2 separate regions of the Homo sapiens genome follow, and region 1 is linked to region 2. A link is a loop called in an ENCODE intact Hi-C map of the cell type or tissue named here. Cell type or tissue: K562. All regions are shown on one strand. Each heading gives the region's core, and the rest is flanking DNA. Links, peaks and the distances in the headings are about the cores only. Region 1 has its middle 29 kb from the start of CDKN3. Region 2 overlaps SAMD4A (sterile alpha motif domain containing 4A).

Evidence for each region. Hi-C counts contacts between places; a loop is a spot of excess contacts. Peaks named below come from ENCODE experiments on the same cell type or tissue, not always from the same donor. Only the 100,000 strongest peaks of a DNase experiment are listed, where the experiment ranks them.
Region 1: a loop joins it to region 2, with 3 times the contacts of the local background. A loop is called at or near these places in 9 of 110 quality-filtered maps.

The regions. Positions count from the first base shown.
Region 1 is chr14:54,360,336-54,375,306 of GRCh38, reverse strand. No RefSeq gene overlaps it. Among named protein-coding and RNA genes, the nearest start is that of CDKN3, 29 kb to the left of the region's middle. RefSeq lists enhancers at 4,787-5,288, 12,259-12,826, 12,827-13,394. In K562, for the core only: a CTCF peak has its summit at 8,363 (motif pointing left); a DNase peak (open chromatin) is centred at 8,366; H3K27me3 peaks cover 2,051 bases.
Region 2 is chr14:54,767,512-54,782,482 of GRCh38, reverse strand. It overlaps SAMD4A (sterile alpha motif domain containing 4A), which reads right to left. Exons shown (of 13, transcript NM_015589.6): 9 at 12,261-12,379; 10 at 7,348-7,549; 11 at 5,943-6,069. Among named protein-coding and RNA genes, the nearest start is that of SAMD4A-AS1, 87 kb to the right of the region's middle. RefSeq lists enhancers at 8,157-8,206, 8,080-9,008, 8,292-9,491. In K562, for the core only: CTCF peaks have their summits at 8,293 (motif pointing right) and 9,112 (motif pointing right); DNase peaks (open chromatin) are centred at 8,322, 9,142 and 10,612.

The sequences.
Region 1 (14,971 bases), core at 4,117-12,116, 410 kb after region 2:
ATGTACCACCATGCCTGGCTAATTTTTGTATTTTTAGTAGAGATGGGGTTTCACCATGTTGGTCAGGCTGGTCTGGAACTCCTGAGCCTCAGCCTCCCAAAGTGCTGGGATTACAGGCGTGAGCCACTGCGCCTGGTCTCCTGATGGCCTTTCTGATGACATTCCTGCCTCTTATAGACTGTTCTCATTAGTCAGAGACATCTTTTAAGAGTTATAATAGATGATTGCAGGATCTCATTTCTGGCAATGATTGGCTACATAGTTTAGACAGGTCTTCCCATTTAATACAACTAGGGAAGCTGGATAAAAATATTTTAAAAAATGTTTCAAGGCATCAGAGAGCTACTAAGGAGGTGAGAAATTATAGGGCAAAGATCTGGGAGGGGAGAGGAATGCAGAGATGTGGGTCTGGCATTTGGGGCTATTTGCCCCTAATGGCTGCTTTTAATTCTGAAAGTGGAGCTGTCTATGGACTCAAAGAGCCAGTAGATAAAAAATCGGGTTCAGGGCTTGTCGAAAAGGAGGGTCTTGATAAGAACCCAAGGCTTTCAACTGGGACTCTAAAGGGCCATACCCTAGGAGTAAGAGTGAATGAAAATAGGCCAGTTTCCAGATGATCTGAAGCCAGCTGTGAATCATCTCAGTCCCTGTTTGCCTTAAGATAATCTGAAACGGCTAAAACACCACAAATCAGCCTTGATTTATTATTTTGTTGGTAGTCTAGATCTGGATTTCTGAATCTCAGCAGTATTGACATTCTGGACCAGGTAATTATTTGCTGTGAGGGGCTGACCTGTGTATTGTAGGAGGCTTATTAGCATCCCTGGCCTTTACCCACCAGATTCCAGTAGAACCTTCTCAGTCATAACAATAAAAATGGCCATTGCCAAAAGTCCCCAGGAGGGCAAACGGCAGATTCAGTTTATAGTGTGCTATACCTCTAGCTGTTACGTTGTGAGTAGCACCAAAATGTTGAGGAAATGTTCTGTTAGTATTTGACAAGTGTTATCCTATTCAGTGGACTTTGCTCATGTCATTGATGAATGAATGCAATTCTTTGTTGTTTCACTTTTGTCTTGCTCATTAATGTAAATGAATGTGCCAATCAACATTCATGCTACAACTACACCCGTCCGTCACTTAAAAGCATACAAAAGTTGGCAAAAATCAACAAAAACATTTTATGAGAATCAATTGGCTATATGAAATTTACAGTGAGGAGTATTTGTACCTTTTATTATTACCTGTAAATTATTCATTTCAAAGAACTTTTGGATTGTTGACCCTCTCTGTTTTGTGGTGGTTTGCTGCTATTTTATTAATTTTTTTTTTTTTTTTTTTTTTTTTGAGACAGAATTTCGCTCTTGTTGCCAGGCTGGAGCGCAATGGCATGATCTCGGCTCACTGCAACCTCCGCCTCCCGGGTTCAAGTGATTCTCCTGCCTCAGCCTCCGAAGTTGCTGGGATTACAGGCGCTTGCCACCACGCCCAGCTAATTTTTTGTATTTTTAGTAGAGACGGGGTTTCACCATGTTGGTCAGGCTGGTCTTGAACTTCTGATCTCAGGTGAATTTCTGTTTATTATTTCATTTCTTTTTGCTTTGTTTTAATTTTTTTTTTTTTAAGACAGAGACTTGTTCTATCACCCAGGCTGGAGTGCAGTGGCACGATCTTGGTTCACTGCAAGCAGCCTTGACCTGGGCTCAAATGATCCTCCCACCTCAGCCTCCTAAGTAGCTGGGACCACAGGTGTGCACCACCACACCTAGCTATTTTTCTGTATTTTTAGTAGAGATGGGGTCTCGCCATGTTGCCCAGGCTGGTCTTTGAACACTTGAGCTCAAGCAATCTGCCTGCCTTGGCCTCCCAAAGTGCGGGATTATAGGCGTCAGCCACCATACCCAGATGGTTTTAATTTTTTATTCTTTAATTTCTTGAGACAGATGCTGTATTAGTTATTTATTACTGTGTAACAAGTTACCTGAAAACTTAGCAGTTAAGAAAAACGTAATCATTTATTCATTCCTTTTTCATCAATCTTGTTCTATTTTCCTCCTTTTTTTCGAATTTTTTGTCCTTTTCCTCATTCTCTTTCTGTCTCCCTCCCTTTTCACCTTTCCTTTCTCTGCTTAATTGCTTCAAATATGGGATTGAAATAAAGACCAAAGCATGGGTGGTAAATTGATGGCCAACAGGCTGAATCTGGTCAGGACATCTTGGGAGCTTGTACAGTGTTCTAATCATTGGAAAAGTCTACATTAAAAAGGGGGAGATGGCTGGGTTTGTTGGATTATGCCTGTAGTCCCAGAACTTTGGGAGGCCGAGGGAGGAGGATTGCTTGAAGCCAGGAGTTCAAGACCAGCCTGAACAAAGCAAGATCCTATCTCTACCCTAAAAAAAAAAAAAAATATATATATATATATATATATATATATTAGCCAGACATGGTGGCATGCACCTGCAGTCCCAGCTTACTCAGGAGGTCAATGTGGGAGGATCACTTGAGCCCAGGAGTTTGATGCTGCCATGAGCTATAGTCATAACACTCCAGCCTGGGCGACAGAGTCATACCCTGTCTCTCTTAACAAAAAAAAAAAAAAAAAAAAAAAAAAAAAAAAAAAAAAGCAGGGAACATGCGGGTGGGGTGGGGTAGATTTCTCTAAAAAAATCTGATGTCACAGCAAAGGGTCTGTTTTCCCACATGGAAACAATAAGCCAGAACTACTTTCCTTAATTCTCTCTTCCATTCCTTGAAAGGCCATTAGACCTCTTTTAGGCCAAATTATTTGTCCATAAGCTTCATCACTCCCTGTTGCCATATACAACCTTATCTCGCTTAATTCTGTTGTCTTCAATGTCCCATGGGCATTGAAGTTTGAGGCTTTTGAAATAAAATTGTATAATCTTCACTTTTTAAATTAACAAAGGGAATTCCTTCTCTGCAAAAACAGCCACCCTCCAACAAAACAACTGATAGAAGAAAATAAAACCAAAACTGAAGGCAACACTATAGTTAATCATGCAAGCCCTCTTTTTATGTGGCATAGTCACATCTCGTTACTCTTGTGAGTTGGGGTTATAGGAAAGGAGGCAGGGATTGGTCTAATGGGCTACGGGCTGGTTCTGTTAGTTCTCCACAGTGGGTGGCCGGTGGCCATGGGATTATTATGGAGCAGAGGGCCCACCACTTTCTGAATACCTTCTTATACATCTTCAGGCCAGATACAAATTGTATTAGGGTTCTCTAGGAAACAGAACCAGTAGCAGATACACACACATACACATACACATTATCTATCATCTATCAATTGATCAAGATATTTAGATTAAGGAATTGGCTAATATAATTATGGAAGCTTGGAGGTCCACATTCTGCAGGGCTGGCAGGCTGGAGACCCATAATAGCTGGCACTGCAGTTCAAGTCCAAAGGCTGTCTGCTGCAGAATTCCCTTTTGCCTGGTCAGTCTTTTGTTCTATCCAGGCCTTCAACTGATTGGATGAGGCCCAACTACATATGCAGAGCAATTGTCTTTAATCAAAGTCCACTGATTTACATGTAAATCTCATACAAAACAGTCTCACAGAAACATTTAGAATAATGTTTGACCAAATATCTGGGCCCCATGGCCCAGCCAAGACCACACATAAAATTGAGCGTCACAGGCATGTTAAATTTTACTTCATCTATTCACTCAGAAATTTTTTTTTTTTTTTTGAGACAGAGTCTCACTTTGTCCCCCAGGCTGGAGTGCAGTGGCGCAACCTCGGTTCATGGCAACAGTTGCTTCCCAGGTACAAGAGATTCTCCTGCCTCAGCCTCCCGAGTAGCTGGGATTACAGGTGCCCGCCACCATACCCAGATAATTTTTTATTTTTAGTAGAGATGGGATTTCATGATGTTGTCCAGGCTGGTCTCAAACTCCTGACCTCAGGTGATCTGCCTGTCTCAGCCTCCCAAAGTGCTGAGATTACAGGCATGAGCCACCACGCCTGGCTTCACTCAGTAAATATTTATGAGCACCATCTATACCCCAGGTACTATTCAAGGTGCTGGGAATACTGTAGTGAATAAAATAGACAAGATCGCTGCTTTCGTTTGGGTTCACATGCTCTTGGGAGTGATAGTCAGGTGGTGATATATGTTATGGGAAAAAATTAAAAGAGTGGGGCCTCATGAGAATGTTATTCTAGATAGAAAAGTCAGAGAAGGCATCTCTGCGATGTCATTTGAGAAGCACCCGAATGAAGAGAGGGAGTAAGCCATGTGAATATTTAGGGGAAGAGTTTTCAGTTTCAAGAGTAAGGAGATGCAAAGGCTGGGTGTGTCTGAGGAACAGCAAGGAGGCCAGTGTGGGAGGAGCTGACTGGGGGAGGAGGACGGGGGGGAGGAGGGGAAACAGGACCTTGTGAGGGCTTAAGAAGTTCCTACGTTGAAGGATCCAAGAAGAGGGTCCAGGTAAACGAATTCACACCTCTGTGTGACACAGGGGACAAGTCCTTTCTGGGTGGGCTTCAGGATGTTGGGTACTCCCTCACTCTCTAACTCTCACCTTCTCCCCATTCTCCCAGAGTTAGCTCCCCAGATTTTCTTTTCATTCTTGAGCATTAGGTGTCTGCTCATTTCCTCAGAATCTATTGTCTCCCCTACCCCACTCCCGGTGATGAAGGAAATCCCAGTCCCTTAGAGTGTCGTGCAAATTCTGCCACCTCTGGCGTCAGCAGGATGTGAGCAGAGCCCCAATCTGTTCTAGCTCCTGCTGACTCTGCAGAGAGGGGAGGACCAGCTCTGGTCCCACAGTAGGAAGGAGGTGGGGGGCTAGGGTAAATCAGGGGTGTTTCAGCTTCCATTTGTTCTCTCTGCAGGCAGGGTTTGCCCAGGTTTTCTCTTTAGCCCGTGACAAACACAATTCACCTCTGTGTTGTAGCTGTGTTTTTCTTCCCCCCGTGTAGTCCAGGGGTTGGCAAACGTTGGCTGATGAGACAAAACCCACAGGCCTGTTTTGTCAAGCTTCACACTCCTTTCTGCTGATATTATCTATGGCTGCTTTTGCACTACAACAATAGTGATGAGTAGTTGCAACAGAGACCTTATGGCTGGGAAGCCTGAAGTACTTACTATCTGGCTCTTTACAGAAAAATTTTGCCTACCCCTGGGCTAGTCTCTGAGAGAAGTATGTGTTTCTTCTAATATATTTTTTAAGTCTACTTGCAAAGCAATGATTCTGGCCTTATAATGCTAATGCGCTCTCTTCTGCTCGGCTTGGTCCCTTCATCATGGAGGGTCCCACATAAACAGACAAGGCCTCTGGCTGAGCCATCTGATTGGATGGCATCAGAGTCACCTGGTTTGCCTCTACTCCCCAAGATTCTCTCCTGAGAGGAAGAGGGGAGGGTTAAGTTCAGCCTGCCACACCTGTAGTCTTCAGTTAAATTTTTGGTGTATGACTGACTCATGGCTGTTAACAGAAATGTATGTGTGCAAAACAATGTGGAAGATTTTTCAAACTACCAGAGAGGAAAGTGTTAACACATGTTCATAGACAAGTGAGTCTGTTGAGAAGTGCTCAAGGAGAAATTAAACATCATTCCTATCCATAGTTGCACTTGGATGGGTGTTTTACCACTAGATCCATATTTTAAAAATATTTTAATATTAATGCGAATGGATTTGACATGTGTTAGGTAGAGAAGGCTGGAGTTTCAGAGTTGAATGTAATTTGGAAGGAACATACTTCCTCATTCTTGACATACCAAGTTTAAGATTTCTCACATGATGCTGGGCATGGTGGTGCGCTCCATAGCCCCAGCTACTTGGGAGGCAGAGCCAGGAGGATTGCTAGAATCCAGGAGTTTGAAGTGACAGTGAGCTATGATGGCACCAGGGCCCTCCAGCCTGGGTGAACAGAGTAAGACCATCTCTAAAAAAATACAAGAATTTCTCTTGTATGACCATCAGATGCAGTACATGAGGTCTGCAGTAGACATCTGGTATCCCCATTGCTTCTCCCTTTGGAGAATTGCCCCTCTCTTATTTCATGTGGTCTTGTTGGGCACATGGTTAGGACTCACTCGTAAATGTACCCTATTTCTACCCTATTTGTCTGGTCATAGTTGTGGGTCCAGGGAAGGCATATGACCCAAGCTGCAGCATGTGCTTTAGTGGCTGGTGCTCTCACTTTCTTCTTTACCTTCCCAAGCTTTCTGCTTTACCCCAAGATGATGCTGAGTTCTAATTTGCACTGGATAATTGGCGTAGATTGTAAAATTTATTTAAAATATTCATTAAATTTGAAAAATTCTATTGTATTTTATAATAGGAATAAATTGTGTTTTCATAACAGTATCATTCATCCCACTTACTCTGCTGTGATGTAGCTTGCCACTCCCCATAAAGAGGTGGAGTCCAATACTCTCTTCCTAAACATGGGCTGGCCCTAGTGACTAGTTCACCTAGTAGAATGCAGCACAAAGGACAATTAATAATAGGATCGATAAATTTTCATACCCGCGTAACCAGCACCCAGATCAAGAAATGGAACATTCCCAGCACCCAGAGCCTCCTTTGTGTCCCCATCCACTAGCCCCTTCCCAGGGTAACATCTCTTTTCTCTCCTGATGCCATGGCTTAATTTCGCTTGTTTGCGAATTCTATCTAAATGGAATCTTTTGTGTCTGGCTTCTTTTGCTTGACTTTGTTTGTGAGATTCATTCATGTTATTGTGTGTGGTTGTACTTGTTTGTTCTCATGGCAGTATTCCATTGTATGAATATATCATAAGTTATTCATCCAATCTACTGTTGGGTCATTTCCAGTTTGGGGCTATTATGAAGTGCTGCTATAAACATTCTTTTCTATGTCTTTTGGTAAACATGTTGTATACATTGCTGTTGGGTATATAACAGGAGTGGAAGTGCGTATGTTCATCTTTTAGTCGATACTGCCAAACAGTTTTCCAAAGAGCTTATATGAATTCACATTCCCACTAGCACTGTGTTATAATTCTAGCTCAACATCTTTGCCTGTGTAGTGTCTGTGTTATCACTTTAGCTATTTAGTGAGTGAGCTATTTCAAAGCAGCATTTAATTTCAAATGGTTGAAAGACTAACCAGTTGAATATTAGAATCAGTAGATGACATTCTTTAAGAGATAGCAAAAGCCCATAATTTTTAGGACCTTTTAGAAAATGTTTCTATATTACATGTTAATTAACCATGTGTAAATATTTTGCTGCATTATTTTATAAATGCACATATAATTGCAATGTATATATTTTGGGAGTATGTGCCTACTCTAGACCATACTAATATAAACTGAGTGGCTCCAAATTAAGAAGGTTCTCTAATTTAGACATAACATCAGTGAGTACCTCACACTCTGATGTGAGTACCTCACACTCTGATGAAAGAAATATTACCTGAGTTTTCCAAACATCACAGATTGGGAATGAAATTAAAGTCACAGTTATTATCCTTTACAAAATATTATTTCTCTGGTTCTTCCTCTCTTCACTGTGTGAAACTGCAGTCTCTCTACTCCTCATAATAGTTCAGTGAGTCCTCCAGGATGGCCTCTGTATCCTCTAAGATATAAGAGCAAGGCACCCACCATCTTCTGGCTCTCCTTTGCTGGGGTAAAGTCTCAGATCACTGCCCAAGCCCACCAATGTCCCACTTTACTGCAATGCCAGCTGCACCTTCTCTGTTGCTGCTGATATTGCTGGCACAGGATTTTGCTAATCCTTGCAACTTCAAGGTCCTGCGGAAATTTTAACAAAACAGCTCTTTTTAGTTTCATCTGCTTTTAAGATCCATGGCACCTGGATCAGAGGGCGCTGGGGCTGACCACCACTGGGAGGCACCAAGACTCGTCCCTCCCCTCTGGCCCTGTCTTGATGTCACTGAACTCAATTTGTGTGCTTTGACTTTCTCTTCCCTTAGGGTGAGTTACTTCCCAGGAGTCCTCTGGCCTCTCCTGTAAACAATCCTAGCAAGATTACCTCACCCTCTGCTAGCTGTGCTCAGGCCTGGGTGAGTCCTGAGAGCTTGGTCTCAAGCTGAGGCTGACCGTGTGTCCTCATCGGCATAGGTTAGTCCTGGTTTGTGACTGTCGTACTGGCATAATTATTAACAGCTCTCCCTTTCACTCTTGCAAGCCTCCTGCTTTGAATGGTTAATTATACAGGGTCACCCTCTCTCAAGCCATCTTTAGGAAAATGTTACAGAAGTAAAACAATCAACAACACGTTTTAAAATAGTCAAGAAATACACTATGTAGAGAAGAATTTTGACCTCCGATGGCTGGAGTGAGCATTGCAGTAATCTCCTAGCCTGTGGGTCTTGCCTTGCCTCTCAGCCCCTAGCTGGCAGCTACTTGGCTCCATCTACAGGCTCTGCTCTGCTCTGGCTGAAGACTATTTCTTCCTTTCTCCTGTGGTTGAAAGAGATCACAAGATATCACAAGGGGGGATTGAAGGAGCTGGGGTAGGATGCTCTGAAACCCAGCCAGAGGTTAATCATTGTGGTGGTGGGTCCTCCCCATACCCTCGTGCCCAGTTTTCCTAACCTGGCTTTGGCTGTATTCCTGAGACAGTTTCTATTTCATTTGTTTCCTAGTTCCTAATGGGCCCTAACAGTCTCTTGCTATTTCCTCCAATCCTTGGCCTGCCTTGGACCTGGACTCTGGCTCCTGACCTCAGTGACACAGGATCTGCCATCCACTGCGTCTCTCTTCACATGGCCTGCCTTACCCTGTTGTCTCTCCCCCTTCCCCAAAGTGCAGTTTGCTCTTCTTGGAAGCCACGCTGTAATCTCTCGTACTTGCATGTGGGGTTTCCACCAGGAAGGCAAGGTGCTCTAGCAGAAAGGAAAAGGGCTCTGAACTCAAAAGACCGGATTCAAGTCCTATTTCAGCAATTAGCCACGTGTCCTTGGATAAATCACCGAGATACTTAACCTGAATGATAATTCCCTCATCTGTGGCAGGTAGAATGAAATTGCCACTTGAAAATGGATGAACTGACTTCTGAACTCAGAGGATTTCCTGCTGAGTTTGGTATCAATCAGTTGACTGGGGCTGGGTTAATCTTTGGGGAAGTCAGATTTCTGAACTTGAGGAACTAAGGCTGTATGTCAAGGATGCTGGGATAATCAGCTTGGAACCAACATGATTCCCAACTTAATTTTAGGGGAAAGTTCAGCCAGCTTCGGAAGCTGGGCTATTCACCTACCCAACTGCTCCAAGCCCAGACAGGTCTTGAATCAGACAACTCTCACAGGAGAGTGTAACTGGCATCTTTTCCCCATCTCATCTTGTTGGTTTTGGTAATGAGATGAGATTGGGTAGTTAAATTTGCCAGGAATGGAGAATGGCGTGATACTCTTAAATCTCTATCTTTCAGGAATACTTAGTTCATTTTATCTTATTTTATTATTTATTTTTTGAGACAGGGTCTTGCTCTGTCATCCAGGCTGGAGTGCAGTGGCACAATCATGACTGACTGCAGCTTCAACCTCCCAATCTCAAGCGATCCTCCCACCTCAGTCTTCCGAGTAGGTGGGACACAGGCACGTGCCACTACGCACAGCTAATTTCTTTTTTTTGGTGTTTTTTGTAGAGACAAGGTTTCACCATGTTGCCCAGGCTGGTCTTGAACTTCTGGGCTCAGGCAATCTGCCCGCTTTGGCCTCCTAAAGGCCTGCATTTACAGGCGTGAGCCACTGTGCCCAGCACTTAGTTCTGCTTAAATATAATCTAAAATAAGGAGAAAGAGCCTTATTTTAATCACTTCATACTGAAGTACATTCAGAATGAGTTGAGAACCCATGTCTTATAAGAATCCATATTAATGACCAAAAATATAAAACAGAAATGGCAAGGCCATCCAGTAGTTCTGTTCTTCCTGGAATGGGAGATGGCAGCCGAGAAAAGCAGGATTTCAGTAAACATCTCCCTCTTGTGCAGAAATCCCCAGTCCGGGATTCAAATCTGATTAAGTGAGTCAGGCTTGCATTTATTACCGTATATTACAAACATTTTTCAGCATTCAGGAGTGAGTGGTGTCTCTGTGGATTTGGCCACTTCCTGGCAATTATGCACTTGGCTGCTAGTGCAAACCAGCATGCCAAATGCCTGGAATGACGATCCATGTCTGAGCAGCTTTCAGTCTGGGAAGGATGTTGTCCAAACATCACGTTCCTTCCCGAGGTGGCCAAATCCTGGTTACAGTTCTGTCCTTTAAATCTATGTATCCTGAAACTTGGCCAGAAAGGATATGGCCACATCCCTTTGCCCCTTTCAGCTTCCGCAGCAAACACCTGGGGGAACTTGCATTGATTTTGCAGTGTCTGGCGGCTGCTTAGTCCAGAAGTAGTTTTGTGCTTAGTGCCTTAATCAGAAAATCACATTCTGAACATAATCTGTCAGGTGGATTATTAGAAAACACTAATTCTTTCAGAGACTAAGTCTGGAAGCCTGGTGAAATTCCAACTGAGTGATGGCATTGTTTTTCTGAAATGCCCTTCCAGCTTTATTTGCATGAGTATTAGCCAACCTGTCCAAACTGTAGCTGATTCACACTTGTTTGCGCTTCAGAAAACAGCCCTGGATTAGAAAGAGAGTCTATCTCTTGGCATGCCCTGTACAGCAGTGGGTCCTGGTAAAACCAAACAGTTTTAATGAAATTTAGCAAGGACTGTCTTGGTATACAATTGGCTCTCTGTCTCCACTGGTTTTGCATCCACAGAGTCAACCAGCCATGGATTGAAAATATAGTATTCACGGGATACAGAACCCACATATATGGGGGGCCAACTTTTCCTATCATTGGGTTCTACAGGGCCGGCTATGGGACTTGAGCACTTTAGTATCTGCTGGGGGGTGAGGGTGGCAGAGGTGGGGATAGGGTATCTTGGAACCAATCCCTTTGAGATACCAAGGGATGACTGTATATGGAGAGGACTAAAATGTATGCTCAATGAGGTGGGAATTTGGTCTGTTTACCATCTGTTGAATGAATAAGTGAACGAGCTTGTGAGGCTGAGGCAGAAGGATGGCTTGAGCACAGGAGTTCAAGACCAGCCCAGGCAACACAGCAAGACCCCTGTCTTAAAAAATAGTGATGAAAAATAAATAAGCAAATGGATAATTATAAACTTACCCTCTTCTTAATTACATAGTATATATCATCTTGTCCATTTCTTATTTCCTTTTAAGTTTGTCACTTTCTTTTTATTCAATTTAGATAGAAGGCAGTTAAAAGCCTTTCTCTATGAAATAGGCAAATGGAAAGTGAAAACGCCTTGACTAGAGTCCTGTGCCCACTTGTCTTTTTGCTTATCCCCCACTTCCTCCCATGAGCTTTGCCATTGTCTTCAAGAAGTAGCCCCACTCCCCTGCTTTCTCAGCTGGTGATCTGGCCTTCTATCTGCCCCTAACAACACTCATGTGTTTTTTCCTCTAGTCCAAATGAGGCATCTCTTCTATAATGAAAACCCCTTCTCTTCTGTGGAACCTTGCAGCATTGGTTACTCCTCTCTCCTCTGCCTTTTCTTCAGTATTGGCTTTTCAGAGTCCATAGAAGAGCTCAAGTCTCTCCAATATTAAAACAAAAACAAACACAAAAGCACAAAAACAAAACAAAACAACTGCCACACCCCCAAACCAAAAAAAATCCACCTAGTCCCATATCACTTTTACCTTCACAGCCCAGTTTTTCAGTTGAAAGATCTATATTCAGAGACTCTATTTTCTTACTTCTTTTTTATCCTCTGTAAAATTAAATAAGAAAAAGGTTTTTTTTTTCCAGAAGGTAAATATAAAATTAGAAAATCAGAACTATGTTTCTCCTTTAAGAATAGAAACAATTTTTTTCCCTTGCTAGCTAGATTTCTTAGGGTAAGAATATAAATCCCAAATCAGATTGCATTTTGTTTTGACAACAAAGGAGAAAAGCACAAGAACAATCTTATCATTATAAGACTTGTTTATAATCTAAGAAGCACTGGATGCAATTCCATGTGATTTCCTGTCCTAGCTCCTTTCCTCAGACGGTCCTCTGACTGTCCTGCAGATCCTTTGCTGGGCTGTCTCCTAACTCCACATGCTTGTCTTTAGCTGTCTTATTGCTCCTGTGGTTTCAGCTGCCAGCCATCCAGTGAATTCCTAATCACCACCTCTGGCCGTTCTCTGTCTTCTGAGTTTCAGATTCATGTATACAAACACCTCCATCCTGATGGTCCCTGAGCGGTAAAAATCAACATGTACAAGACTGAACTTAGTGTCTCTTTCTTAAATTTGCCTCTCCTCCATATCTCTGTAACCTCACACCTGAGAGTCATCGTAGCTCTTCCTTCCCTGTCACTGTGTATTTAACTGGTGATTTAGTATTGCCTTTTCAGCTTTTTAATACTTCCTGTTTTGGCCTCCTTCTGTCCATTCCCATGCTGACGGCTCCAGTTCAGACCTTATTATTTTTCATCCTTTGAGTTTTCCACCTGCCTGCTTCCTCCTGGTCATACACTTCTCCAATGCCTTCTCCATGTGAATATTTTGATGATGTTGAAGGAATCACTTTAAAATGCATATCTGATCATCTCACTTCCCTGTTGAATACTCCTTACTAGCTCCCCAATGCCCAGAGGATAAAGCTAAAATCTTTAGCATAGCATAAAAGATTAAAGTTTGTTACTTGTTCTCCCTTCCTCAACTATACATCTTAGCTTTCTCAGGGGTCTCAGACTCAAAGGTCTACAGTGGAGGGTATAGTGGTGACTAGGTAGGGCTACTGTGAACTAGAGGATTCATAATCCCATTGAAAAGGGTGAACGGTTGCTACAGACCAGATTTTCTCTTCAACATTCACATGTTGAAATCCCAATCCTTGATTTGATGGCATTAGGAAGTAGGGCTTTTGGCAGGTGATTAAGTCATAAGGATGGCGCTCTTACAAATGGGGTTTTTACCATTACAAAAGAGACCCTAGAGTCCCTTTGTCCCTTCCACCATGTGAGGCACAGCAAGAACACGGCCCTCTATGAATAAGGAAATGAGCCCCCACCAGACACTGAATCGGAGTGCCTTGATCTCGGACTTCTCATCCTCCAGAACTGTGAGAAATAAATGTCTGTTGTTTAAGCTACAGTCTACAGTGTTTTGTTACAGCAGCCTGAATGAACCAAGACAGCCACTCTTTGGCTCCAGCCAATTACTGGTGAGTGGGAATTTGGGCTTAGCGTGGCCAAAGTAACAACTTCTTTTTTCATGAGAAGCTGGATTTTTACATCAAACTAAGTTTACTAAGTTTACTAAGTGTTAGAAACTAATTTTAAAACATTAAAACTCATTTTTTATTTTGAGTCTCACTGTGTCACCCAGGCTGGAGTGCAGTGGTGCAATCTCGGCTCACTGCAACCTCTGCCTCCTGGGTTCAAGTGATTCTCCTGCCTCAGCCTCCCACATAGCTGGGATTACAGGTGCCTGCCGCCACGCCTGGCTAATTTTTGTATTTTTAGTAGTAACGGGGTTTCACCGTGTTGACCAGGCTGGTCTCAAACTCCTGACTTTGTGACGCACCTGTCTTGGCCTCCCAAAGTGCTGGGATTACAGGTGTGAGCCACCGTGCCCAGCCAATCATTGCGTTTTTAAATGTTCATTATTAAAGTGAAAAAAAAAAATATAACCTTTGTACCAAATTAAACACATCTGTGTAAGACTGCAAGATTGATGCCCATGTCTATAAGTTCTTCCTGAATTCTGATTCTTAATCATGTGGAATTGCTTCTGGTACCCTAAATATGTACTGTGCCTCCTCACCTTTGTTTTTGCTGGCTTTCTCTGTTTGGAATGCCCTCTCTCTTCCTCACACTCCTTCCATCCCACTCTAACTCTTATCCCAAACATATGGTAAGGATTTTGAAATATATCCTTATTTGTCAAGACTCCTCTCATGGGAGGGAGGTTGCAGCAAGATGGTGGAGAACTGTTCAGTGATTTTCACCCCAGAGAAACATCAATTTGAACAACCACCTACACATGAAAATACCTTCACAAGAGTAAGGAAACCAGTTGAGAGATTATAGTACCTTGTTGTAGCACAATAACAAGAAAAGATGCATTGAAGTGGGCAGGAAGAACAGTTTTACATGTGTTATTCTTTCTCCAAGCCCAGGCAGCATAGTGCAGAGACAGATATAATTCGCTTGGGAGAAAGAGAGGGAATTGAGCACAGGACTTTGGCTGGACTCCAACACCAGGCCCATAACAATAAAACTCAGCACTGAGAAGGCCCCTCATGGCTCCAGACTCCAGGCTGGTACCCAAGAATGAAGCCTTGAGATCCACCCCAGTCCCAAGCAGGACCACAGAGCCCAAGGCTTCAGGCTTGTGTAGTGGACTTGATCTTTGGCCCACACCACTGCTGAGCAAACATCAGTGGCTCCATGCTTTGATCATGTCTGGCAGCCCTCAGTGTCCCTGGGTGTCTGGTGTATAGCAGTGCAATGCTTGTCACAGCAGGTCCTGGGCTTCTGGCTGTGCCACACTGGCCATAGCAGGCACTAGAATTCTGATGCACCCTGGTGCTGTCCCTGCTGCAGGGCTTTTCCGAACAAAGCCAGTCTCTGAAAGCTAGAATAAGTACCTATTTCTTCAAATATGCTGACATTGGTGCACAGCCACAAGGCTCAAGAACAATTAGGCAAACGTGAGATCCCAAATGGACAAAATGAGATGCCAGTGACTGGTGTTAAAGAAATGAAGATGTATGAACAACCTGACAAAGAATTTAAAATAACTCTTAATGAAACTCTTTGACTTCAAAACAATACAGAGAAACATTTCAATGAAATGAAGAAAATAAGTGACCAGAATGAGAAATGCAATAGAGAGCATCAATAGCAGAACTGATTAAGCAGAAGAAAGAATCTATGAACTCAAAGACAGGTTATTTGAAAATATACAATCAGAGGAGAAA
Region 2 (14,971 bases), core at 4,158-12,157:
ACAATTCCAGGGGGAAGAGATTTTAGTATTTTCATCCATTCATGTGAAAATCATATGCATGCAAAAATTAGCAGTCTTCAGGGTGTGAAATCTATAAAATAGAAACACAATTTTATATATAGCGAGTTAGCAAATATGAAAAAAAAAAACAAACCTCAGCAATTATAGCCATCCATATGCTCATTGTAAGATTTAGTTTACTCTCCAGCGCTCCCCTTTAAACAAACACTGTGGAGAGATTTGGATAAATAAAGATGCTCGACATTTGGAGAGAAGTGTTTCAGCTGCAGGATTTCTTGCCAACACGCAGCAAAATGCCATTTTCCAAGCCTGGGATTGCGTGTTCCAAAAAGGGGGCTGAGAAACGCAGGGCTCTCCGCTCCAGAATCCCCAAACCTTCGTGGCTGCTCTTTTAGGTGGGAAGTGGGGGTGTTCGCTTCTTCTCCCCAGCTCTTTGCTTCCATGCACTGGGGAGCCGTGACCCCCAACACTCCGAGTGGCTCTGAAAAATTCTAAGTCTTGGGAGAAGCCCATATGTTCACACTGCAGAGTTTCCTAATAGTGTGACTTTTTAATTGTGTATTTGATAAAAACAGATCCATGCCATCTCGCCGCACGTATAAGACAGAAAGACCAGTTGGGTGGAAAACAGCTTCCATCTCAGGCTAGGAACCCTCAGCTGTATGGGGCTAGGTGCCCCAGAGGGGCATTCGGGCAGCTCTTGCCCCACAGACCAACATAAACCACCAGGCCAACCCTTGCTGTGGCTCCTGTTAACCCTGAGGGCCCATCTCATTTATCCCAGGCCCCTGCCCCTCGTGGCCACAGACCAGGCAGATGGAGATGTGAGTCTTCAGGAAGGCAAAAGGAAAGACCCCTCTTTAACTGAGCCTCCTCTGCTCTTTCCCAAAGGAGGCATGTTTCTTCAGCTCAGATGGCATCTCTGAGGACCAGTATTCCAGTATTCAGTAAGGATCGCTAGTTTTGGAATCCCCAAGGTCTAGGCTGACTTGAGACATTAATTGTATCTTTTCAGAAGTCCCACACGTATGGAGTAGTCCTGTGCTCAGGCCCAGGGTCAAGAAGATTCCGGAAGAGAATGCTACCCATCCCTAATGAGGTGCTGCTGCAGCATCCACCTGAGGAGCCCAAAGGGCTTGTCCTTGGCAGTAACCGTCCATCCCTGCTGGGTCTCACATGTGTGGCACCCACGGTGCAATTCTGCAGTGCTTTTTCTCCAAGGCACTGAGGGTAAGGAGCCAATTTCTTTAGGACTTTAGAATAAGAAACAGGCTGGGGCATTCCAGGAAAAATCTATAGAATCCCGTTTTGCCAATGACAGCGGAGGCAACTCTGTTGGATAACTAGAAAGGTGTGGAGTCTGGTTCACTGAGCAGCAGGGTTGCTAGGAGGAGAGAAAGCAGGGAAGACAAAAAGGGACAGAGCAGTGGGACCTGGTCTGCTGTGATGAGATGAGTAAAGAAGAAAGGAAGACAAGAGAACTAAGAAGAAAGGGGGAGGATGGTAACAAAAGGGAAAGAAACGGCACAGGCAGGGAAACAGAGGGGTGGGGCAGCAGGCAAGCTGAGGATGGCAGAGATGGCCATGGAGGGTGGCAGGAGTAATGAATAGCATCCCTGAGTTGACCATGGGAACGCACCTTTTCTCTGGTGGCCTCCTAACATTCCTAAGCCTGCAGAAGGTCAGTGCCTGTGGAGGTCCTCTGGGACCAACGCTTTCACAAAAAGTGATGGGTACAACATGGTATAAGATGATATTGTACCATCTTGCCCCAAGTTGATGCTCAGAGGCAGGAGGCTGTGGGCCCAGCTGGGTTCTTGGCTATGACAGAATTGATTTATTTATCAATCTCCCTACCCATTGTCTGCCAGTCCTGAACAGGGATGTCTGCCTTGATTTATTAGAAGACATGGAGGAAATATTTATCCAGTACTGTACTTGGGTCCCTGTTCTGGTTTCTGCCTCTGCATGGCAGCCCCTTCCACACCCCACTGGACCCAGTGCACCAATAACTCTCTATTCTTTCTAAAGGCAGTTCTCCGGAAGGAAATGAAAAATAACAGCCTGGAGCCCTGTGCTCCCAGATATATGCAGCGTGCTTATGGCAGAAGAATCCCAATTGTGAGCTGGTACTTAGAGGAGGTTTGCTGTGGTGATCAGGTAAGTCACACCATGAAATGCTGCCATGTGAGGTGCCACTGGACCCAGCTCACATCCAGCTGGTTCACAACCAAGGGTAGTTTGCATGTGGCTTTGGGCAAGGGAAGAATGAGATTTTCAGAAGGCTGTGCAGCCTACCCTTCTGAAGGTTTTCCTTTGAAGCCTGCTATGGGGTTCCCTGCCCTTTTCTGTTAGGCCCTCCAGGGGGTAAAGAACCTCCATGATCTCCTACTGTTGAGCCAGGGCCACTCCAAGATCCTCTCTGACTGGATCCCAAGGACAACTAAGCCTGGGTCAGTAGAAATTAGTTGCTTCCAAAATAAAGGATCCCTCTCCAAGCAATTTCCAAACCAGTTATCTAGTTGAGAAAACGCCCTGCCTCCATGAGGAACGTGACCATTCGCACAGGCGCCACACTTGTTTTCTGGTGAGCGTATTACACCTCGTAGTGTTTCTTACTCATCACTGGCAATAGCCACCTGAAGGGTCTCCTGGCTGGTCCCAGGAAACAGCTAAAACTTGTCCATGTGAAGGTGGAGGTTGCAGTGAGCTGAGATTGCGCCACTGTACTCCAGCCTGGGTGACAGAGTGAGACTCCGTCTCGAAAAAAAAAAAAAAAAAAAGCTTGTCCATGTGGGAATAACATGAAACACCACTCCTGAGGGGCCTCCAAGTGCCCGTGAATTGTGTAGAACCAGGAACGAGGGATGAGTCCTGTAAACCCGAGCAAGGTGACTGATGAATTGATCCGCAACTTGGTGGGTTCTAGCCCTCTGTCTTCTCTGTATGAGACGTTTAAAGTCTCCCATCAGTAGAGTTATTTTAGGTTTACAGAATGAAAGCATCCTTCAAATGCATTGTAGTCTTCAAGATTTGCCCAGTTTACAATGGATTCTCTGAAGACATCTAACAGCCAGGAGGAAAACACTGCATTGTATGATAACAGTTTTCCGAGTATCTACTTTTGGGTTAGTTACACATCTCAATTTCATTTTGTGTTCACTATTACTCCTGTTCATGTACAGATGAAAGCCACTTTCTGACTTCCTGATTTTTGCTGTCCTGACATGATATTTGTAGTCTAGTTTTAACGCCTGGCCACAAGCCCCGGGAAGTCTCCATAGCGAACCAGATTGCACTGCTTTGTGTGGAAAGGCCCATCTGCAGAAGAGGCTCTGAATCCAGGAAGAGCAGAAGCGGCTCTGAATCCAGGATGAGGACCCTGACTCTATGACTCTAGGATGAGCCTTCGTCTGGACCTGCTTGGAGGTCAGAGGTGTCGTCCCTGGGTAGGAGGCTGCCTCCTTGGGAGGAAGGAAAAGTCACTACAGTGACCTGTGGCCTTGACAATGATTGGCAAGGGCTGAGGAACCTCAACCCTGTGCCCTTAAGCAGGGGCCTTCTGCAGCCTCCTTCCCCTTCAGTGAGGGATCCTGGGTCCTGGCCAGGCCCTGCCCTATCATGCCCTTTATGCATGTCCTGGAAGAGCCACCCAGCATGGTGCTGAGCGTGCTGGGCAGGACTTAGGAGTGGCTCCTGTCCAGCGTTCAATGGTTTATTTGCAATCAGGAAATTTAGAGCGGGCTTTTTCCTGTGCTTTGGCTGTTATTAAAAATGCCATGTGAGGATCTTTAAGACCTTGCTGGAAGTGGGTTTGTAATACTTGAGAGATTTTAAAAAAAACACTCAAAGCGTTCCAGAGTTTTAAGTCCAGTGTGCGAAGCATATTATTTAGAGACTTGCAGGTAACTACAGACTGCTAAAAGGGGTTGTGCCTGTGGGCTAGGAAGGGGAGGGGAGAGAGACAGTCACTTTTTGCTCACAGCACTTCTGTATTATTTGATTCTTTAACCACAGGAACAAGAGGGTTTGCATGAAGAGTGAAAATGATATTAGGTTCATAGTTGCCCTGAGCACAAGCCAGCCACTTGGCATTGCTGTGAGATAGTGGAGGGGAAACAAAGGTATAGGTGGAAGATTCTATCAACAAACCCGAAGCGCTCCGGGACAACCCAGCTTTTAGAAAGGGGACTGTCTGGACCTAGTCTTCCCAGTTAAGATGGAGAAAGCTCAGGGAAGATTCAGTATGAACAAAGAGGAAGGCTGAGAACTGGCAAAAGAGTGGCAGGAAGGGAAAAAATCAAGAAGGCCTTGAGAAGGTATACAGAATTGAAGACAGTGGTCACTCTGCTGGTGAGACTGAGGCCAGGGTGAAAGACCCATTCAAGGTGACAGATCTCCTTGTGCGCAGGACCTCTTCAAATCTTGTCCAGATTCTTTTTTATTGGGAATGGATTATACATAATTCTGCGTGAAAACAGAGGATGGGATGAAAGGACCCTGGGATAAAGCCTTCAGAACCCCCAAATTTTATCATGTTTCTTCCCAGGAAGAAAAATAGCTAAGCATATAGAAATATGTGTAATTATATTGTTATATTTTGGTGCATAAATATAGAGAAAAGGAGCTTTAAAACAAAAGTGAGCAGAGTTTTGGAAGTCAAGAAGCAATGTGAGCAGGCCTCTGCACTGGGTAGCTGTCGCTCCCCTCCCTGACATGCCGTTCCCAGCAGTGTGTCCTCCAGCGTCCTCCTCCTCCCTGACCTCCCAATTCCAGCCTACCCCCCCACCCCATCATCCTGCACCCTCCTGCCTGACTTCTACTCGGAATCCCCCATGTGGAGGAATCCCCCCAGGGAGAGTGGCCAGAGTCCAAGCTCCTCAGCTTTGGATTCAAAGTCCCCCACCATCGGCCACGACCTTTACAGCTCCCTGGGTCCACTTTCTGCTACCTCAGCCAGACCCTTTGGCCCAGCCACGGCTTCCGGGCCATGCTGTGGTATTCTGGACCTTTGCAGTCTTGCTCCTGGGTTCCTTCTGCCTGTAACTCTGCCTTCCCTCTCTCCACCCTCTGCTGTGCCCTGAAGCTCAGCTCCAACTCCAGGAAGCTTCCTTGCCTATTCCAGGCCACAGTAACACTTCTCTTCTTTAAACTCCTACAGATAGGACTTACTGGACAGAGCGTTTCTACTGTCCAGGGCATTTTCCTACAGGTACAACACATCTCCAGTTTGCCTGCCTTGGGGCAGTGGGGGTGGGGGGGGGTCCATCCAGATAGGTGCAGTGTAATTGCCTGTGTGGCTTGTTATTACTCATGGAGTCTACAAAGTCTACAAGATCACTGCCTGCATAGAGAAAGGGTTCAAGTATTCATTAGCTGTGCATAATTCCAACCACTCTGTTTTAGGAAGCATAGTGAAAGCTGAAATTGATCTGAAGTGTGCTAAGTTGCTCTTTAACCAAGTAAAGGAAAGATGGCTGGTACAACAGTCATCACTTTGCAAGAAAAGCCCAAACCAGGGGGAAGGTCTCAGCATCAACAGTTTTCTCTTTCTCTGTCTCACTCTCACTTTCTCTTTCCACACACACACACACACACACACACACTACACATGGAGCCCTCCCACCTCCCCACCACCAAAGCCCTCTTGTGCTATCTCTGGTTTAATCAATCTAGAAATATGACTAGTATCAAAAATATCCCCATCCGATTGCAACCAACTCTGGGGCTCCACATGCTGGCTCTCAGCCAAGCCGCCGCTATTCATGCTGGCAAGGCACAGTTTAAAAAAGGAAAGGCTTCTATAAGCTCCAAAGAATGCACGGTGACAGTCGAGGCTAAGCACTTTCTGGCTGGGTTTGCTAGGGCATCTATTTTGGCCTCCCCTCTGTGTCAAGGGGACATGAAGCGCCGGGCCCTACCTGGCTGCTGGAACATCAGCATGTTCTGTGGGGAAGTGTGCACGGGCAGCGAGCGGGTCCTCTGGACTGAGCTGTGGGTGCGGCTTGGCATGCTATTGCTGCCCCCGGGGTTGGCAAACCACAGGTTCTGGTGAGAAAAGCAAAAGGGGAACTTGTTAGTTCAGCCCCACTGGGGTGGAGAGCAGAGCCGCCAGCAAGAATTTGGGAGGCAAAGATCCCAGGAGAACTCTAACTTCTAGAAAAGGGGCTTGCAGGCCAGTGCTAGCATCTGCTTATTTATAGAGAGAGGGTTTAGATTCCATTCACTGTAATTTCTCTTCACCTCCTCAGTGGTGGCCTTGCTGTAAGCCTCAGCTTCATCTGGACACCTCTTTCCCTATCTGCAGAACTCTTTTTATCGCATTTGTTGCTTTTGCTTTTTCCCTGCCACTTTTCTAGGAAATGGGGGAGTTCTATAAATGTATGCAACGAAGAGCACAAACTATTTCAGGGCTCTGATTTTTTTTTTTTTTTTTTTTTTTTTTTAAGATTCTTACAATGTACTCCAAAGCGAGGGGGAGAGAAAAGAAACTCTCAGCTGGCAATGAGCTGGCACAACTCAGCCTGTGTGTCCCAGCAGTGACGTCTTCTTGAACTGATCTGGGGGCTGGGGACAATGGTCAGAAGATGGGGCTTTCTGGTACCCTGGGTAGTGAATCCTGCCCGTCTTGCCTGAAGCCCTTTTCCTGTTTTTAAGCTGATCTGTCATCCCTTAGTTTCTCCTGAGACCCCAGAACCTCAGACCTACTTGTGTCCCTCTGATCCTAATCCCTACCCACAGAGCTTCGAGAAGCTCTGGGCACACAGGCGGAAGGCACTGGGCAGGGGTGGGGCCTGGGGCTAGAGGGGTATGAGCGACGGGCCAGAGAAGTCAGCTCTAAACTGCACAGCAAGAACCTCTGGGCAGGCTGAGAATGTGTTAACTCTCCCCCTGGCACACTCTCTCAGACTTTGTCCTGTGGATGCTCCACCAGAGCTGGGACTGAGACAAAGGAGCTTTTTGCCATGGATAAAAAGGGCAAGAAACTTCTCTAAATGCCAGGCTCTCCTGGAACCCAGATTTGGGTGGCAGAAGGTCAAGCATGGGGCAAAGAAGAAATAGGTCTTGCATTTCTTTCTAAAGGTCCTCTTGTGCAGGGTCCCCAAGGTTAAAGTGGTCCTCTGGGCATCCTAAACACAGCTATGGGGTTGCTCTGTCTGCTAGAGAACAACGCGAACAATGCTGTTACCTCTGAGGAATGGTGGCAACTGCCCCCAGCATAGTCCCCTTTGGCCTCTCTCCCCACCCTGGGGTCACCTGGGGGGACATCTGCAGCCTTGGGCCTTGAGCTTGGCCATCCTCCTCCTTCCTTGGGGCAGAACAAACCTGTCTTCCTTGTTTCATGATGGTGGGGGTAGCTGTGGTGTTGCGCTGGTTGGAGCTGACGAATCCACTGGTGCCCAAGAGGCCCAGGCGGGCGGAAGGGACGTTCCGAGAGGGGATCTGGTACTGGCGCGGGTTCCGTCTGCCCATGCCACCGCCCACAGAGCCAGCCGTCGGGAGGGAGTTGGATTGCCCAAAGCCTCGACTGTGAGAGCCAAGAGAGAAGGAAGAGAATATCAGTCGTTATTCAGCCCTTTTTAAGCCACAGGCTTCCCAAGGGATGTCGCCTTGGAGGTCTCCTCATTTTTTTTTTTTTTTTTTTTTTGAGTCAGGGTCTCACTCTGTTACCCAGGTTGGAGTGCAGTAGTGAGATCTAGGCTCACTGCAGCCTTGACCTCCTGGGCTCAGGTGATCCTCCTATCTCAGCCTCTGGAGTAGCTGGGACTACAGGCATGTGCCACCATGCCCAGCTAACTTTTTTTTTTTGGTAGAGATGGAGTCTCACTATGTCGCCCAGGCTGGTCTCAACTTTTCAGGCTCAAGCGATCTTCCCAACTCAGCCTCTTGAGTAGTTGGGACTACAGATTTTTATATTTTTGGTGGAGACAGGGTCTACCATGTTGCCCAGGCTGGTCTGGAACTCCTGAGCTCAAGTGATCCTCCTGCCTCGGCCTCTCAAAGTGCTGGGATTACAGGCGTGAGCCACTGCACCCCGCCTCTGCTCACATTTTGACAGTTATGAAGCCTACAGGGAGCTGTGTGCCAGCAAATAACTATAATTAAAACAGCAGCTAACATCTGAGAGGCGGTATCACATGGAACTTCCTGGGACTTCGACATTATTTTTCGATCCTTGCAACAACCCTATGAAGTAGGTGCTCTCTCCTTTGTAGCTGGAGAAGTAAAACAGCGCGTAATCCTTGTGCACAGGTCACACAGCCAGCAGGGGGCAGCGCTGGCACGCAGGCTCAGCAGGTTCACCAGCACTCTGCCTGCCGCCTTGCGCCTCCCTACCGCATCTTCTCCAACCCATGCTGCTGCAGATGAGGACACAGGTCTTGAACACTCACATGCTTTTGAGAGGCCACATAGCAAGAAAACAGCAGAGTCAGGGTCACAACTGGTCTGACTCCTGTCCCAGGGCTCCCTTCTTTAATCCTATCATTGTTTCTGCTCAGCCTGTCTGTGTGGCGGACTTGGAGAAGCCTGTGAGGCCCACCAGGATGTAAGCTCCATGTCTGTCCTCATCCATCCTGCATGTCCGGTGCCTGAATCAGTTTCTGCACAGTGAATGCAGTTGAATGAATGAACCAATGAGTCTCTGCCATCATGACGCATCCTCAAATGGGAGAGCTGATGCCACCTGTGGGGCGAGGGATATAAGGTCGGAGATGATGTTTGCAAGTGTTCTGGACCTAGGACACAGACTGCCTTCACTTCACAGGCCCTCCCTGCAAAGTCGGCTGCATAAGGGCCAGGGCAGGTCCATGCTTCTCCTGGGTCCGGGCAGGGAGGCTGCCAGAGCCCTTAGCATCACGTGCAGATGCCGGCGCTGCCGTTGGGTTGGGTGACCTCAGCACTGAAGAACGCATCCTCTCTGACACGCCTCAGGTCCGGGAGGTTATACAGCAGCCGGCAGGGTTTCAGGAACCAGCACATTCTTTCCAAGAAGAGTCAGCTGTAGTCATTCACGGATGTTGAAGTCAAAATGTTTTACCTCCAGTGGCCACAAGATGGAAGAGATCTGCTTTTCCAGCGACACAGGGGAGGTTTGTACCAAGCCTGTGGGGAGACTCCGGGAAGCAGGGCTGACGTAGTTTAACCAGTTGAGGGTGATAGGGGCCTGCAGAACAGTCATTTCCTGAGAAAGAGAGCTGTGCCTGTATGTAGGGGGAGGGGCATCTGAGCCAGCAGTGCAGATCTCAGAAAATGTTTCTCTTCTCCCCAGAATTCTTAAATTTCCTAAGGGGAGAAGTGGCAGGAAGGAGAATTCTGGGCTTGTGCCTTTCTACTTCCAGGCTTTGGTGGCCAAGGAAGGAGTTCTAGATTCTGGTCAGAAGCTCATCTGAATGTGGTGAGGAGGACACTCACAGGTTCTTGGTATCTTTGTCTTGGCCTTTCTTCCTTTTTTCTCCCATTTTCCCTTTTAAAAATTTCGTTTTCATTTTTACGAAGGCTTCAGATTTTTTGGTTTGAAGGAAGAACTCAGGGCCAGGAGGGGTAGAATAAGTTTCACATGATGAGACCTCCTTTGGAGGAAGGACAATCTGACTACGTGAGGTAGAGACAAGGGCCGAGTGTTTTTTTTTTTTGTTTGTTTGTTTTTAATGACGAAAACTAGTCCTTTGAGTTCTGAAGTCGGAATTTTGGCCACCTGGTAGATGATTCAGTATTCTGCTATGATTTTTCCTTATTTAGCGTGGATAGCGTTTTCTCACTTTCCTTTTTGGTTGGATTTTTAAAAAGTTATTTCATATGCAAAATACAGAGTCAATGAGTGATGCTAAAATGATTTGTGTTTCCAGGAAGGCAAGACTGAATTCTTAAGCAATATAATGTGGGAAGAGGACTCTGTTATGGGATACTTATAGTCACTGGAGAAAGGAGGGATCCAGGGACTCTTAGGACTCAGCTGTATAGGGGAGGGGAGTAGGACGTGATGAGGGGAGAATTTGGCTAGGCCATCTTTCTCTCTCCTGATGGGACCCTTCGAGGGTTATTACAAAGCCAGCTTTGCAGAGGGTTGCCACTGCTGGCAACCAGAGTGAATGCTTGGGTTACTTAAGATCGCTAGGCTTAATGAAATCATCAATGCTTTCTGGGGAGAGAACAAAGTGACAAAAGCAAGTTTTCCTTTCTCATTCTCTTGCCTTACCTTTCTAAATCTGATTTCATTACACTGAAATGTTGAAATGCATGAAAAGTCTTTGATAAAGTAACATTAATAAGAACCAATTAATTTGGGATTTGTGATAATTCAAGCAGGGGTTGGGTTGCAGTTACCTTTGTATTATTGGAGAAACAGGTCTTCAAAGCAAATTAATAGCACAAAAAGATCCCAGAGGAAATACTTATGAGTATAAAACATTTTCCAGCCTTATAGTAACATCCAGTTGAACATCCACAAGCGATTCATTCTTATCTAATCAATTAAAAGGGGTCCATTAGGACTCCAACCTGGCAAACCTTGGGTTAGCCCAATCCAAGTGTTACTAACAAACACCCTGGAGAGGTCAAGGTTCATGTCCCCTGCTCCACCTCCAGAAGGCTCTCGGATGTGGACCAATGACAACACAGGGCTGACAGAGGCCAGGGTGGGACTTTGGGAGGAGCAGCAAAGAGCCGCCCCATCTTCATCTCCAACCTCCGAATGCCTTCTTCCTCTTGGAACTTGTCTCCCAAGGGCCTGGTGTTGCAAGAGGAGTCTGGAACCTTTTCTATTCACCTGGGAAAAGTATTGCTGCTCTCAGAGAAAAGCCACTTGGGATGGGGGTAGGCCCCAGGGCAGGAGGCCAAGGAAGCAGACCTTGCCTTTCATCTGGGCCATCGGGAATCCTCAGGGCAAAGAGGTAGTCTAGTCCAACCCACAAGGGTTGGCAACCCCAGAGGGCTTGGGGCCAGGGAACTGGTCCTGAAGAGTGTCGCTTTGCCTGAACAATCTTTTCTGCTCATCATCCTGAGACCATGAGAGTTGCCTGGCTTCCATAGGGTTAAAAGCATGGAGCTGGAGCTGGTGCCAGCCTGCCTGGTTCAAATCCCCAATGCTGCTGCCTATGAACTTGTCTGTAAATGGGGTTAACAACAGCAGCTCTACCTCACATGGTTGTCATGAGGATTAAATGTATTAATATTCTTAAAGTGCTTGGATACCACTTGGCATATGTAAGTGCTAAATAAATGTTTGTTTAATAAATAACCGTTATATATGCTGGAATGTGATCACACTTCAGTGTTAAAATTAATCTTTCATGAAGTCTTTTCACAAACTTCAACTGGCCTTATCTCCCTTAAATCCAAAATAGTGATGTTTTAAGGCACGCTTACGCAAATAAATGCCCAAAATTTTAACACCACGGGCAGAGAGCTTCTATACATGCACCGAGAAATGAAATGAATTCAGACCCTTTCAGGTGCAAGTGAAGAAATTATCTGCTCATGTTTTAAAAGTGTAAAATAGAATGTTAATTTTTCAGGATGTTTACATTCTCATTCCCTTATGTCCCAACAATTCCCTATCATTGTTTAAGGCTTAACCCTTCCTCTACCCTTAATTTCTCCCACAAATTGTCACTGCAGTTCATCTTTAATATGTAATTGGATTCCTCAATTTAAAACTATATTAAGGTAATGGGTTCTAAAGTACAACCAGGCTTATTTTTAACTGCGTGCAAGAAGCTGAAGTACTATGGAAAAATCAAGAATTGTACTGCTCCACTATGAGACTGCAGACCAAAATAGACTAGCACTGGGCTCTTCACCCTGCCACCAACTATAATTAGCTTGTCTACAGCACGAAGGGGGAAAAAAATCACACTACCACTTAAGGTGCTGATTGATAGAACAACCCATTTTTATCCTTTCAGATCCCCCTTTTGTGGGTAAGCCATCCTGTGTTTTGCCTGCATTTGTTAAATCATACCCACTCTCCCCTCTGATACCCATCCGGACTATTACCATCATTTTGACAATGCAAACTGTGTTACAAAAGCTCACATTCAGCTCTTCGCCTGGGAATGCTCACTCTCACAGCCTTTTCCCAGCCCCACCTGTTTAAGCAATGCAATTTGGAACTCGCCACAGGGCATCTTCGTGAACAAGGAATGGTGCCCTGCCATATTCCTGCCCCAGGAACCGAGGTAGGCAACAAGGCGCCAGGGGAACCACTACGCATTACAAAGAATGAAATCCCAACATACTTTCTTTGCTGTCGATATCCTGATATGTCTAGAAGGGTTTTCCGAGGGAAAGACCGAAAGAGCTTCTGCACCTGCTGTTTCCATGACAACAATCTTTTTTTCTGTGTCTCTGTAAATGCCTGCAAAAACAAACAGGACTTTTAAATGGGTGACGCAGCCTGGCATTAGAGGGAGAAACATGCAATTAATAAGGGGAAAACATTGGAGTCTCTGCAGTTGCCTTTTCTTCACCTGTTTCTAACCTGGTCCAAACGTAGTCAGTTTAATTTGGGAGCTGCCCTATTTTGAAAATTTAAGTTATCTGACATTGGAGGTGCGTGATAAGGTACACGCATCAAACTGTTGACAACCCTCATTTTTGGTGACATTTCTGGCAGATCCATATCCACATTCCCCCTCCCTCCTGACTCCACTCCAGACTCTATTTATTAACCAAGAATGAATTGCAAAATTGATTGTTGAATACTCTGGCTTTTGCAGGCCCCCTGCATTTTCATAATCAATGAAAATTCTCAACCACTCCAAAAATCAATCTGCTTGATGGTGTGTGGGCACCCTAGAGTGGTCTACAGGGTGTCAGAGAATGGACTATATTCTCTGTGTTTCAGGGCTTTGCTGAGACATCTCCAGTTAATGGGTCTCTTGCCTTACAAAAATTCCAGTGTACCAGTCCTGACTTAAACCTTCTCTAAAGTTTAGGGAAGTATGTAGGTCTGATGCCTGCAGAACTCTTTTCTAGCAAAACTGGTGTGTGTGTTTTGCCTGCTGCCTTGTAACAAACTCTTACCTATGTTATATTTCCTTTTGCGTTTAGCCTTTGTACTTGCCACAGACTAGGAAAGGACTTTATGTGGGTTAGGAGTCTCCAAGGCAGGAACTCTCAGATTCATGATATATTAGAATCACCCAAGGAGACAGTCAAAATTCAGATACCTGGGCTCCCTTCCACATGCCCAGAGCCTGATTTAGTAGATCTGAAGGGGATGTCTAGAGAGTTTGTGTTTGTACCAAGTGCCCTGGTAATTCTGCTGCAGGTAGAGCATGAACATGAGGTGTTCTAGATGGTGAGGACCCCACGTCACATATGAATCCCCTGCCAAGTGACTAGAACTGTAACTTAGAACACGTGCTGTGGGAAATCCATGTGATTTGATTGATTCACAGTAACAAGGAGGGAGAGAAGTTTCCGAAGCAGTTTTGTCAATAGGGCATGAATTCCTTTAAGTAGTCATAAAATATTACTCAGTAACAGACTAAATGACTAGTTCCCATAAAGGAAACAGATTCCTTAAATGGAGAAAAAAAATGACAGCTTAGTTGTCTCCCAGTGATGCTGAATCTTTAAGGACCTAAATACCAGGAGAACTCTGTGGACAAAAGCAGAAGGATGTTAATCATGTGGCAGAAACGTCATTGAGGACTTACAAACCCCTTCTTCCCGGGTGACCTTAGCCAGATGCCATTAAGAATATGCATCAAGGTGGGCTAGGAGGCGAGGGCGTGGCTCTCCTCCACAGTCCCTCTCATTGGTTGGTGATGCTCCCTGCATGTCCAGCTACACACGAGTACCTCTGAAACTGGGCAAAAGGCAAGCGTTTCTGCTGGACTAACAGCGAGAGGGGATCATTTCTGCTTTTGACTGGCTTATTCAGCCACATGTTGTGTGAGGACACATGTGGGCATGCTGGTCAGGGTGACCTGGGGAGGAGAGTTGTGGGCCAGAGGAAGGCTCTGGATGCAGATGGGCAGGGCTCGAATCCCTGCACGCCTTTACGCATGCCCCTCTACCCAAGACTCAGTGCCTCCTAGAAACTGAGGATAATAATATCTCCCTCAAAAGGATGTTGTGAGAATGAAATAACACATGAACAACACTTAGAATACCTGGAACGTGCCTCGCTCTTAATAACGGTTCAAATAGATGCCACTCACAGGTGTCACACTGGGGTTTTGTTTTGGACTGCACAGACCGGCCGTTTGGTGGTGGTATACGGCTGTTCATCGCGTTAAGTATTCAACATGACCTTGAGCTCCAATAGCACACAGCAAATGACTTCAAGGTCTCTAAACTATAATACTGAGCTGGTCTGGTGCCAGCCTGAAGGACAACTGGCCTGAGTTTCCAAGTGACAACGGAGTAAAGGGCTCATTTCATGGATGTGCTTCCTAAGACATCATTACAGACATGACATCTTCCCTGGTGGCAAACAGCATCCAAGAAGGTGGGAATGTTGGCGCCTTCCTGGGGAGGTCGGCGCATTCCCTGAGCACCTCAATGGGCAGCGGGCTCCTTTCCTTCAGGGCTGCAGATGGGAGCCAGCCCATTAGCAGTGCTGAGTGAGAGTGGGGGCCGGTTCTCAGCTGGGGATGTGGTGCTCGGTTGTGGCTGGCTTCAGGAGTTTCTGAACACTGGTTCCTGGCCTACAGGGGAGTGCTCAGTTATGGGGGATCTGCATTGGCTATGATGCCCAAAATCTCACTGCAGCCCCCTCCGCTGGCAGCCCCAGGTTGGGCTGGGGAGCAGCTTCCCAAGGGGCCTGGAGGGGAAGGGAAGGCTTCATGCCCAGCAACTGCCCAGGCACCCCTAGTCACCACTCCAGAGTTCTGGCCCTCTCAGGCCTAGACCAATGCATCTGTCTGGAGGAAGATGGCTATGGTGTCCCAGCATATGTGGCTGGATGAAAAGGTTCATAAAGCGGCAAGAGCTCATC